Regions from separate parts of the Homo sapiens genome. Here region 2 is linked to region 1. A link is a contact called in ENCODE Hi-C or POLR2A ChIA-PET data. All regions are on one chromosome and are shown on one strand. The core of a region is the stretch at or near the end of the contact, and the rest is flanking DNA. Distances in the headings are between cores, read along the strand shown. Region 1 holds the start of RPS21 (ribosomal protein S21). Region 2 holds the start of HAR1B (highly accelerated region 1B).

Region 1 (6,051 bases), core at 1-2,500:
CCATCGGCCTTGGCCAATCGGAGAATGGAATCATCTGACTCACCCTTAAGAAAAAAAAAAAAGCACACTAAGAATATTTCCACTCCGGCTGCCTGAGATGGCAGAAGGTCAGCTGTGCCACCAGCCCACGTCTCTCCCCCGCTGAGCGAATGGAGACAGGCGCAGAAGGGGAGCCACCTCTCCCGGGGCAGCCTGCAGCCTGACTATGGTGGAGCGGGGTCGGGGGGGCACCTCCTAGTGAGAGGCAGAGTCTGCTGCCTGAGTGTCTTCTCAGAGCACCCCTCTTCCACCCTCAAGAAGCGGCAGGCGGCCAGCCCAGTCCAGCTGGCTCAAACTACTCTGCCAGCAGATCTACTCAGGCACCATCACACACTCCAATGCGCACGGTAAAGTCCACGATGTCCCGAAGTGATGAGCAAAGCCCAGGGAAACACTCACCATCCTACGAATGGCCCCGCAGATAGCATAAGTTTTAAACTGGCCATTAAACCTGCCTGTGACCTTGTCAACCTAGAAAGAGAAGAAGGGTCACAAACCACTCCCCCAGGTTTGGGAAACACCAATCCTCAAAGCCAGCCTCTGCCTGTACCTTCACCCCAGGGGCTCCTCCACAATGGGACAGCCTGCCTTTCCCGCACATATATCACAACCTTCCCGCCTCCCGGGCTCCCAGCTCACCTCGGCCACGTTCATCTGGATGGATGCGTGGTCCTTGGCACCGATGATGCGATTGCTAGCGGAGCTGTGGAGAAAGGGCGCAGTGAGCAGAGGGGACTTGGGCGGTAAGAATGAAAGAGGGGACGAGGGAGGTTGGGGGTATATGAATGGAAAAGAGTAACGTCGGGGGCAGGACAAGTTAGGGACGTGACGAGGTAAGGACGGGAGGGGTGTGGGGGAACAAGGGCAGGCGAGGGGACGTGGTGGTTAGGTAAGGACGGAAGAGAGGCATGTGGGGGGCGCTTACCATTTCCGCGGCACGTACAGGTCCACGAACTCGCCGGCGTCGTTCTGCATTTCGAGGCTGGGCTGCGCCTGGGGAGTCACCGCGCGGCGCCGTGAGTACGGCCGGAACCGTGCCCCGGCTCCCGGCGCAAACCGGCCCCTAGGGTCACGGCCCCAGCCGCACCCAGCACCCCGCACCCCGTCCCCCGCGTCCAAGCCCCCACTCCCGCCCCAGCCCCAGCCCTGAGCCCGAAGCCCGCGCCGCGCGCCACACCTGCTGCCACCACACCGCGCGCGAGAGAGAAAGGAAGCAGCTAGTCACCCGGCAGAGATATCGGCGGGCAAGGAGGGGCCTCGGCGAGCGCTTCCGGGTCACGCCACCACAGCGAGTCTGCGCGGTGCGTGCTTGCCGGCCGTCGCCGTGACGCACTTCCGCTTCCGGCAAGGAGGTTCTCGGACCCCAGCCTGCTGGCCCTGGGGCGCGGGGCGTCGTGGGGGTCGTTGTCGTTGAGGGTCGTTGCCGTGTGTGGCGTCTTAGCCTGGCCCCTGGGTTGTGCCCCACGGACGCAGTCGACCCCTCTGAGCGCCTCGGGAGCCCCGAATAGCAGCTGGGAGAAGGGGCGAGGACTGAGCCTCGCTGCCCGCTGCCGGCCGGGCTAGAGATACGGGCGTGCCCCCCATTGTGCGCCTCCCGCCCTCCGGTCCCCTCACCCTGCGGCCACCTGGGGCGTGGGGCGGTGCTCCTGCCCGTGCACGTAGCCGCTGCGAGCGGAGGCCTGCTCACCTGGTGCCTGCTACTCACTCCCCCGGGCCGGTGGGCGAAGGACACCCGCAGGAACTCGGCAGAGGAGAAATTCAGACGGCTCCCGAGGGTAGGAAAAGACCCCGGCCCACCGTGGAATCTGAAACACCCGACCACTCTGCCATCCCATGTTTCACCAGTCAGACCCCCAGGGCAGGGCAGGGGAAGCAGAATGCAAACTGGGGCACCGTTTCCCTGAAGCGTGTTGGCCGCGTTTGTCGTAGTGCTAGAGGTGCATACCCTTGGACCCCGAAAACCCATTCCTGGGAATTTGCTCCAAGGAAGTAAAGATGTTACAAAGATGGACCCACGAAGTATGGTCGTTGGTTATGGGTGGGGTCTTGAGGAAGGCCTTGTTAGTAGCCTGAACCCTGTTGCCAGGAGAAGCTCCAAACCGGTAGACGGAGGGAGCAGCGCGGCCTATGTTGGGGTCTTCTCTGGGCGGGGGACATGATCCTAGGATGTAGAACTAGCCTCAGAAAACTTAAGACTCAGTGGCCAGGTGCGGTGGCTCAGGCCTGTAATCCCAGCGCTTTGGGCGGAGGTGGGTGGATCACCTGAGGTCAGGAGTTCGAGACCCGTCTGGCCAACATGGTGAAACCCCATCTCTACTAAAAATACAAAAAATTAGCTGGGCGTGGTGGCAGGCGCCTGTAGTCCCAGCTACTCGGAAGGCTGAGGCAGGAGAATGGCGTGAACCCGGGAGGCGGAGCTTGTAGTGAGCTGAGATCCCGCCACTGCACTCCAGCCTGGGCGACAGAGCAAGACTGCGTCTCAAAAAAAAAAAGTTTTTTTATGTTTAATTTTTTGGGTACATAGTGGGTGTGTACATTTATGGGGCACATGAGATATTTTCATACCGGCATGCAGTGCGTAGTAATCACATGGGGTATATGGAGCATCCATCACCTCAAGCATTTATCCTTTGCGTTACAAATAATCCAATACTATACTCTTTTAGTCATTTTAAAATGTGCAATTAAATCATTATTGACTGTAGACACCCTGTTGTGCTATCAAACACTAGGTCTTATTCTTTCTGTCTTTTTATACCCATTAACCATCCCCATTTGCCCCCCTCCTCCCACTGTTCTACCCTTCCCAGCCTCTGGTAACCATCTTTCTACTGTCTGTCTCCACAAATTCAATTGTTTTAATTTTTAGCTCCCACAAATAATAGTGCTGTGATAAACATCGTAGCACATGTATCTCTTCCTTTCTTTCTTTTTTTTTTGAGACAAAGTCTCGCTCTGTCACCCAGGCTGGAGTGCAGTGGTGCGATCTCGGCTCACTGCAACTTCTGCCCCCAGAGTTCAAGTGATTCTCCTGCCTCAGCCTCCTCAGTAGCTGGGACTACAGGCATGAGCCACCACACCCGGCCAGGTATCTCTTTCATATACTGATTTCCTTTCTTTTGGGTATATGCCCAGCAGTGGGATTGCTTTATTTATGGCAGCTCTATTCTTAGTTTTTGTTTGTTTGTTTGTTTGTTTGTTTGTTTGTTTGAGACGGAGTCTTGCTCTGTCTCCCAGGCTGGAGTGCAGTGGTGCGGTCTTGGCTCACTGCAACCTCCACCTCCCAGGTTCAAGCGATTCTCCTGCCTCAGCCTCCAGAGTAGCTGGGATTACAGGGGTCTGCTACCACGCCTGGCTAATTTTTGTATTTTTAGTAGAGATGGGGTTTCACCATGTTGGCCAGGCTGGTCTTTAACTCCTGACCTCGTGATCTGCCCGCCTTGGCCTCCCAAAGTGCTGGGATTACAGGCGTGAGCCACTACACCTGGCCTACCAAACATTTTTTAAAGAACTAATACCAATCCTACTGAAACTATTCCAAAAAATAGAGGAGGAGGGAATGCTTCCAATCATTTTATGAGGCCGGTATTATCCTGATACCCAAATCAGACAAAGACACATCAAAAAAAGCAGATTAGAGGCCAGGAGTGATGGCTCATGCCTGTAACCCTAGCACTGTGGGAGGCTGAGGCAGGCAATTGCTTGACCTCAGGAGTCTGAGGCCAGCCAGCCTGGGCAACATGGTGAAACCCCTCTACAAAAAAATTTAAAAATTGGCCGGATGTAGTGGTGTGTGTCTGTAGTCTCAGATGCTCAGGAGGCCGAGGTGGGAGGATCAGTTGAGCCAGGAGGTGGAGGCTACAATGAGCCATGATCATGCCACAGAACTCCAGCCTGGGTGACAGGAGACCCAGAAAAAAAAAGAGAGAGAAAGGAAGGAAAGAAAGAAAGCCACAGACTGGCAGAAAATATTTTCAAAACCTGTATCTGATAAAAGACCTGTATCCAGGCTGGGTGCAGTGGCTCACTCCTGTAATCCCAGCACTTTGGGAAGCCAAGGCGGGTGGGTCACCTGAGGTCAGGAGTTGGAGACCAACCTGGCCAACATGGCAAAACCCTGTCTGTACTAAAAATACAAAAATTAGCTGGGCCTGATGGTGCACGCCTGTAATCCCAGCTACTGGAGAGGCTGAGGCAGGAGAATCACTTGAACCCGTTGGGCAGAGGTTGCAGTGAGCCGAGATCTCGCCACTGCACTCTAGCCCGGGCGACAGAGCGAGACTCCGTCTCAAAAAAAAAAAAAAAAAGGAAAGAAAACATATGTCCATTCGGAGACTGGTACTGAAATGTTCATCGAGGCTTTATGTGTCATAGCCAAAAATGGAAACAATCCACACATACACCAACAGGCAGATGGATAAATAATGGTACGTCCCCCTCGAAAGACAGCATACTGTGTGATTTTATTTGTATAAACTCTAGAAAATGCAAACCAATCAAAACTGACAGGAATCATGTTGGTGGTTGCCTGGGGTGGGGTGGTGAGCAAGTGGGATTACAGACGCACACAGGAAACGCAGGGAGTGATGGGAGGTATATGCTGTCTTGATGATGGGATTACAGACACACACAGGAAACGCGGGGAGTGATGGGAGGTATATGCTGTCTTGATGATGGCAATGGTTTCACAGTTGCATATAAAAGTCAAAACATTGGCCAGGTGCGGTGGCTCATGCCTGTAATCCCAGCACTTTGGGAGGCCAAGGCAGGTGGATCACAAGGTCAGGAGATCGAGATCATCCTGGCTAACATGGTGAAACCCCGTCTCTACTAAAAATACAAAAAATTAGCCGGGCATGGTGGCGGGCTCCTGTAGTCCCAGCTACTCAGGAGGCTGAGGCAGGAGAATGGCGTGAACCTGGGAGGCGGAGGTTTGCAGTGAGCTCAGATCACGCCACTGCACTCCAGCCTGGGCGACAGAGCAAGACTCTGTCTTAAAAAAAAAAGTCAAAACGTCAAATTGTATCCTTTAAAAAGTGGATTTTATTTTGCATCAATTATAGCTCAAAAATTTTACAGAGACTATAGGTGCTATTTGGCAAGACTCTAGGACGCACTCACTCACACAAAGCTTGAAGTCCGCTCTCTGGGCGCCGGGTCTCCAAGGCTGAGTTCTTCAAGGGAAACCTCTGCAACCTAAATCTCCTGAGCCCACGAAATCTGGATGAGCACTTCTTTAAGAAAACCTTCTGTACAAAATCGCAGACCCCCAAAACAGAGAGGGGAGTGTCCTCCCGAGGGAAGCCGTCTGGGTCGCTCCATCAGGAGAGCCTCCAGGGGCCTGCAGAGGAGGTGGCACTGCTTACCTGTCAGGAGGCTTGGGGCCACCAGCACTGTCCCCAGAAGCCACTAGGTGGTGTCTGAGAGCAGTGCTGGAGCAGGGACGGGGCTGGCTGAAGGGAGCTGAGCCCCTCCCCTCCATCCCTCCACCCGCTGTCTGTACAGTAAGTTGTTTACTGGGCCTCCAGTGGGTCTCGTGGGAAAGGGCCAGAGGGCAGGTGTGAAGGAGGGATTGAGGAGGCAGGAGGACCTAGCACTCGAAGACACCGTCGGCCTGAGCCTTTTTTGCAGAATCCTAGAGCAGCCCCCAGCGGCTCAGAGCAGTTGCTGCCTTTGCAGGGTGATCCCAGTCAGGGTCTCTGAGTGCCCCTGCATCCACCTGAGAGCACACTCACACCTGCTTCTGCCCCGCAATTGCTATATATAACTTTGACTGCCAGTGTCACCCCAGGTTTGTGCCTCTTTAGCAGTGTGACCTGGCACAAATTCCTTAGCTGCTTCTCCCTCTAGCTGTAAAGTAAAGCGACTGTCATGGAGCCACCCAGCCGTGCTGCAGTTGGCTGCTTTCAACAAACCAATGCCTGTCCAGTGCTCAGAAAAAGGTGTGGCACCCAGCATACTAACACTCACCATCATCACCATCATCATTGCTACTACCATCATTGTCACCAT
Region 2 (6,051 bases), core at 1-2,500, 720 kb before region 1:
TCAGAGCTGAGACTCTGGAGGGAACGGAGGGGCAGGGACATCCCAGCCTCATCCACAAAGGCCCCCTGCACGACGATCCTCCCTCCCGCTCTGCTCCTCTGCTCCCCGCTCCTTCCTCCTTCCTCCCCGCTCCCTCCTCCCCACTCCTCCTTCCTCCCCGCTCCCTCCTCCCCACTCCTTCCTCCCCGCTCCCTCCTCCCCGCTCCCTCCTCCCCACTCCTCCTTCCTCCCCGCTCCCTCCTCCCCACTCCTTCCTCCCCGCTCCCTCCTCCCCACTTCCTCCTCCCCAATGCTAGAAACAGGCCCCTCCGCACCTTGCCCTGGCTGCAGAACGCAGCTTAATTACATGGTCTGCGGGTTGGGGCCCTGAGCGAGGCTGGGGCTGGTTCTTGGCCAAGACGCCTCCCCAGCCGGCTCAGCCTCCATCAGAAGCGGCAGCTCTGATTGGCCACCGTGCACCGCGTGGAGCGCCGTTCCTCGCAGCGAGTTCATGAGGCATTTCACTGGGGGCCCGGGCACCCGCCTTGACATCAATTACGCCAAAATTAAGTGGCAGCGTCCACTGCGTGGGGCCCGAGCTGTGGGGCCTCTTCCGTCTCCCGGAGCCCAACCGCGGGCCCCTGCGCCCCGGCAGGCAGGATCTCACCGCAGGGGCGGCGGTGGGGAGGGGAGGTCAGGCCCGCTTCCCCGGAGCGGCCCGCAGCTCCCGGCCCAGGTTCCCAGGCTGCAGCGTGAGGGGCGCGCAGCGGGGCCGGGTGGGCTGGGGCCGGCGCGGAAAGCCCTCGCCCTGAAAGCCCAGGCCGGCCCCAGCCCACGGCGCTCGCGCCCACCGTGCCGCGCGGGCCACCGCCCACCCGGGGGCTGGTTAGAAACGCGGACTCTGCCCCTTCGCGCCGCCTCCGGGGCTCACGGGCGCCCGAGTCGGAAGCCCCGCCCTGGGGAGGCCGGTCTCCTCGCGAGGGCCTGGGCCGCTCTGGGCGCTCGGCCCGCGTGTCGGGGGCTCCCCGGGGCGCCCTGGGCTCCTGCTGCTGTTTCTTCCTGGCCGGCCTTGAGGTGCGGAGCCCCCGGGCTCTGCTGAGGGCCTCCCGGCCCCGTGGCCTCGGTGACCTCGGTTCAGGCGTCCGTGACCGTCTCGCCTGGTGGCTCCGCGCCGCTGACCTCGGCACGCCGCGGGCCTTCCTCCTCTTGCGGACCGGAGGGAGAGCCGGGCGCAGAGACCGAGGCACAGTCGCGCGGCGCGGCGTTCCGCGTGACCCTGCGGTTAAAACCCGCGCGCTGCAGCATCGCGGAAAACGGGATTCGCCTCATTTGAAACTTGAGGAAAATCTCTAAACACTTTCATTTTGATAGAAACCATTTCCGCCGCTGACGTGCGTCTACGCCCATCATTTCAGCTGACACGTTGCTGTAACGTCTCCTCCGTTTCATGCTCTTTCGAACCCTGTCAGCTGCGGGTAAGACTGTAGAAAAGAGAGGGGAGAACAGGGCCCAGCCGGTGGCGCCGGCGTCTTAGCAGCCGATTGCGCAGCTCCCGGGCGCGGCGGAGAGTCCGGGCTCGTGGGGAGCGCCGGCTCCAGAGCCCGCGGAGCAGCAGCCCAGACTCCCAAGACGGAGGGCACCGGGCGGGCGCACACACTAACCCACGCAGGGGACACTCAGGCTCTAACTCACGTGCACACACGCTCACATGTACACACGCACACACGCACCCGGACGTACACACACAGCTGTCGCCTACCACACACATTCATACTCCATTCACACTGCAGGATGTGCAAATGTGTGTGACAGAGAGAGGAGGGAGAGAGAGGGGGAGAGAGAGGGAGAGAGAGGGAGAGAGAGGGAGGGGGAGAGAGGGAGAGGGAGAGGGGGAGAGGGAGGGAGAGGGAGGGGGGAGAGAGGGAGAGGGAGAGAGAGAGGGAGAGGGAGAGAGAGGGAGAGAGAGGGAGAGAGAGGGAGAGAGGGAGAGAGAGAGGGAGAGAGAGAGAGGGAGAGAGAGAGAGAGAGAGAGAATGTGCCTCTCAGGAATGGTCAAATATCCTCCTGACACACCTGGTTGGCCCAATGCAGGGACAGAGAGGGGGATGACCTGATGGCTTTGCCTTCCACCCACCCAGCGCCTGCCCATCAGTACAGCAGGGCTGCCCTGCCCGCCTGCGACCCACCTTTCCCGACAGCCTGTGTGCTTTCTCCCCGAGTCTCCAGGACAGCCCACTAGTGGCATGGCGGTTCCCTGGGTGGGAGGAGCGGAACCCTTCAGGCCCCCTCAACACTCCCCCAAAACCTCCCTGGGGGCCCCCACTGGCTTCAGCGCCCTGCAAAAGGCTGACTAGGATCCATGTGCACACTCCGTGTGCCACTGCTGCCAGGGCCCCCAGCCCCAGGCTGCCTCCCTCCCTCTCTGTCAGGAGCTGGGTTGGCCTGGGAGGGTTGTGGTGCCGCTGACTGCTCCCGGGCAGGGGCCATCTCATCTCTGTTCTCACCGTGCAGGCAGCAGCAGGAAGGGAGGCAAAAGGAGGGAGTGGGGAGAAGGAGGGGGCGCTGACCACATGAAGAGACGCTTCTTCCCTGGTGCTCCATCTCCCTCCCCGTCCCCCAGTGGACACCCTGGACCAAGCTGAGCCCACAAGGGTGCCCACCCTGCATGCTTGTCCCCATCAGCTCCGTGTGGCCCCCTCAGGCAGTTTCCACAGTGAGCTCAGGTGCAGCAGGGGTCCCGAGCACAGAAATGACCAGGAGACCCTGGCCCTGCCCCTGGGGCCCTAGAAACAGCTCCTGCTCTTGAATTCCCCACCCCTGTGTGCTCAATTTCTCTGGGCCTCTGGGTGCTTTTGAGGTTCCTGGCATTTACCAAGGAGAAAGATGCAGGAGGGGAGGCTGCAGGGCTGTGGGGATGGTGAAGTCCAACCCAGCCACCCCCAGCAGGATGGTGTGTGGGGCCGGACACCTACCAAGATCTCTTCCCAGCTTTTCTGTGGGAAGGAGCCGGCCAGGGCCAGAACCCTGGCTGAGACATGAAGCTAAAAGTGCCTGAGGACTTGGTCCCAGGTCTCTGTCCTCCTCCCCAAATGCCTCCGGAGCCTTCATCTCTTCAGGCACCTCACTCACTTCCACCCAACCCCGCCTGCCCTGGGCGGACCCTCCCCCAGCTCTGCCCTCCCCCACACCCCAAACCCACCCTCCCCATTCTGTTAAAACAAAGCCCCTCTTAGCAGGGTATGTCACGTGGCGCTGCCGAATTATTCCATTAATTTATTATTCATGATGAAAAATTATTCTAATAACATTTCCATACTATTAATATTCCAAAGACGAGCCGTTGAGAGCCCCTTCCTGCGGCCTCCTCTTGGCGAGAGCCAACTCTATTTTTAACAAAGTGTATTGAAATTTAAATCTAATCACCCACAATATGCTACGTTTCACAAATACGCTCTCAAAGAGTCTGTGAGAGGAGCCAGGCCCGGTGGTCCCGGAGGAGGCAGGCGGGTGGGCCCCTGCCGTGGGCGTTGGAGGTGCCATTCTCGGCTGCCCCCAGCCCTGCAGATGGAATCTCTGTGCCACAGCCCCTTTCCTCACTGGGGGAGCCGGGCCAGGCGACCCCTCCTTGCTGCTTCTCTCCCTCCCTCCTTCCTTTTTTTCCTTGTCCCACCCCTCAGTCCATCCAGAGACTCTCAGAGTTTGGCTCTAGGCAGGGGGTATACGGGGGTCTCTAACGGGAGCTGACGTCTGAGGTCAGGCGTCCTCAGGAGAGGGTGGAGCCGCTCCCTGGCTGAGACAACCTTTTCTGACCACTCCCTCCTCCCTTTGGCTGCCTTCTCTATGTGGAGGGGTCTTTGGCCCCACCCCCAATGCACACTGCAGCCCAAGGTGGGCTGGAGTCCAGCTGCCCAGGGAGGGTCCTCATGGGCACCTTGGGGGACATCTTGTCTTGTTCCCTCTTCCGAGGTCGTGCCACATGCCTGCTGCACACAGACACCTCCGTCCATTGCTCAGTCATACGTGTACACACAGGCAGCCTCAATCATCCATCCGGCAGGGGGGGACCTCCTTCTGTCTGGGCTGGACATGGAAGAATGTCTGTGGGAACGGGAGGGTATGAACGTCACAGGAGACAAACAAGGTCTGCAGAAAATACTGAGGGAGCTGCCTTGATAGGAGGTGAAGGGGCAGGGGGAGGTGAAGGGCCAGATGTCTCCCAGGAGGGAAGGGAGGAAGAAGGACCAGGTGCCTTCCTGAGGGGAAAGACCAGGCACCTCCTTGGGATGGGAGACTTCTACAAGAGAAGAGAAGCAGCTCTTCCAGGTGGGTCTGAGGGAGGAAGGGATGGGGGTGAGAACTTGGGTTGGGGAGGACACTCTTGTCTCCATTAAACTGGAAGTAGGATGTGAGATATAGGGGCCAGTGAGCAGGAGGCCATGGAGGAGAGCAGAGCGGCTCATGGAGAGCCTGTCATCCATTCATCCATCCATTAATTCATTCACCCATTCATTCATTCATCTATCCTTCCATGCATCTGTCATCCATCCATCATCCATGATCCATCCATGCATTCACCCATCTATCCATCCACCCACTCATTCATTCATCTATTAATCCATTCACCCATTCTTTCATTCATCTATCCTTCCATGCATCTGTCATCCATCCATCATCCATGTTCCATCCATGCATTCACCCATCTATCCATCCACCCACTCATTCATTCATCTATTAATCCATTCACCCATTCTTTCATTCATCTATCCTTCCATGCATCTGTCATCCATCCATCATCCATGATCCATCCATGCATTCACCCATCTATCCATCCATCCACTCATTCATTCATCTATTAATCTATTCATCCATCATCCATTCATTTATCCATCCATCATCCATCCATCAATTCATCTATCTACTCAATTCATCCATTAATCTATTCATTCATTCATCCATCATGCATTCCTCCATCTACCCATCATCCATCCACCATCCATCATCCATCCATCTGTCCATTGCTCACTGCACCGGCTACCTGGCTTTCAGTAGGATGGGACCTTGAGGGTTCCAGTGTGTGTTGGGGTTTGGGGTAGATCTGCATTCCTAAGTAAGAGCCGGAAGAAGGGGCTGAGTGGAAGCCACATGAATTTGATCAGGGAGAAAAGGAAAGCAGGGAGGGGCTGACCTTAGACATGCTCAGAGCTGCTGTTTTGTGGGGGCAGCCAGACGTCCCCCTCTGTTAGGGAATGCACAGCCTCAGTCAGGGCACGGTCGCTCATGCCTGTAATCCCAGCACTCTGGGAGGCCAAGGCAGGTGGATCATGAAGTCAGGAGTTCGAGACCAGCCTGGCCAACATGGGGAAACCCTGTCTCTACTAAAAATACAAAAAATTAGCCGGGCATGGTGATGTGCGCCTGTAATCCCAGCTACTCAGGAGGCTGAGGCAGGAGAATCGCTGGAACCCAGGAGGCGGAGGTTGTAGTGAGCCGAGATCGCGCCACTGCACTCCAACTTGGGCGACAGAGCGAGACTCTGACTCAAAAAAAAAAAATTAAAAAAAAGGGAATGCACAGCCTCTGTGTAAAGTCCTCTCTGGTACCCACTGCACAGATGGGGAAACTGAGGCTAAAAAGAGGGTGACGCCCCCCCAAGGTGTGCAGCCAAGCAGCTCTGTCCGCATTCTCTAACCTGCCGTGGTACAGTGAGGGTGGGTGCTTGGAGAATTCATTCTCCCAGGCCTGGCCTTCAGAGGAAGAGGAGTTAGGAAACTCCCCCAGGGACCCCTGTGTGTGTATCAATGGTACCTCGGAACTGGGAGGACACAGGTGCGACAGCCCCATCCCCAGGGGAAGCCAGGGACCTTGAGGCTATGGATGGGATGCCCCTGGGCCCTGGGCATTGGGGATTTAGCCGGCCCCGCACTCCTCCTAAGCAGGACGTGGAGGGTGAGCGGCTCGAGCTGTGTCTGAATCCAGCCTATCGCCAGCCTCAGAGGCGGAGGCAGCACCTCACAGCCATGCATCTCCCCACGTGTGGGGGAGGGCCTGTCCCCTTCCCACCCCCATCCCCAC

Evidence for each region. A loop is a pair of places that touch in the nucleus more often than their neighbours do. ChIA-PET counts read pairs that join two places held with the same protein, here RNA polymerase II (POLR2A). Pooled maps may share reads with other maps.
Region 2: a loop to region 1 is called in a map of naive thymus-derived CD4-positive, alpha-beta T cell, with 27 times the contacts of the local background. The contact joins the promoter of HAR1B here to the promoter of RPS21 in region 1. A Hi-C loop is called at or near these places in 1 of 168 maps with a recorded cell type or tissue (naive thymus-derived CD4-positive, alpha-beta T cell) and 4 of 50 pooled maps. POLR2A ChIA-PET finds 5 or more read pairs at or near these places in 1 of 52 experiments (WTC11).

Annotation. Positions count from the first base shown.
Region 1 is chr20:62,382,302-62,388,352 of GRCh38, reverse strand. RPS21 (ribosomal protein S21) reads right to left here and starts at 1,250. Exons shown (of 6, transcript NM_001024.4): 1 at 1,217-1,250; 2 at 965-1,032; 3 at 679-742; 4 at 439-510; 5 at 1-44. The coding sequence starts at 1,014. RPS21-DT (RPS21 divergent transcript) reads left to right here and starts at 1,364. Exons shown (of 1, transcript NR_186459.1): 1 at 1,364-2,050. RefSeq lists enhancers at 401-1,092, 1,093-1,784, 2,063-2,112, 5,157-5,336 and silencers at 973-1,162, 1,593-1,712.
Region 2 is chr20:63,097,518-63,103,568 of GRCh38, reverse strand. HAR1B (highly accelerated region 1B) reads left to right here and starts at 1,250. Exons shown (of 3, transcript NR_152601.1): 1 at 1,250-1,454. HAR1A (highly accelerated region 1A) reads right to left here and starts at 2,277. Exons shown (of 2, transcript NR_003244.2): 1 at 315-2,277; 2 at 1-14. RefSeq lists a silencer at 812-1,201.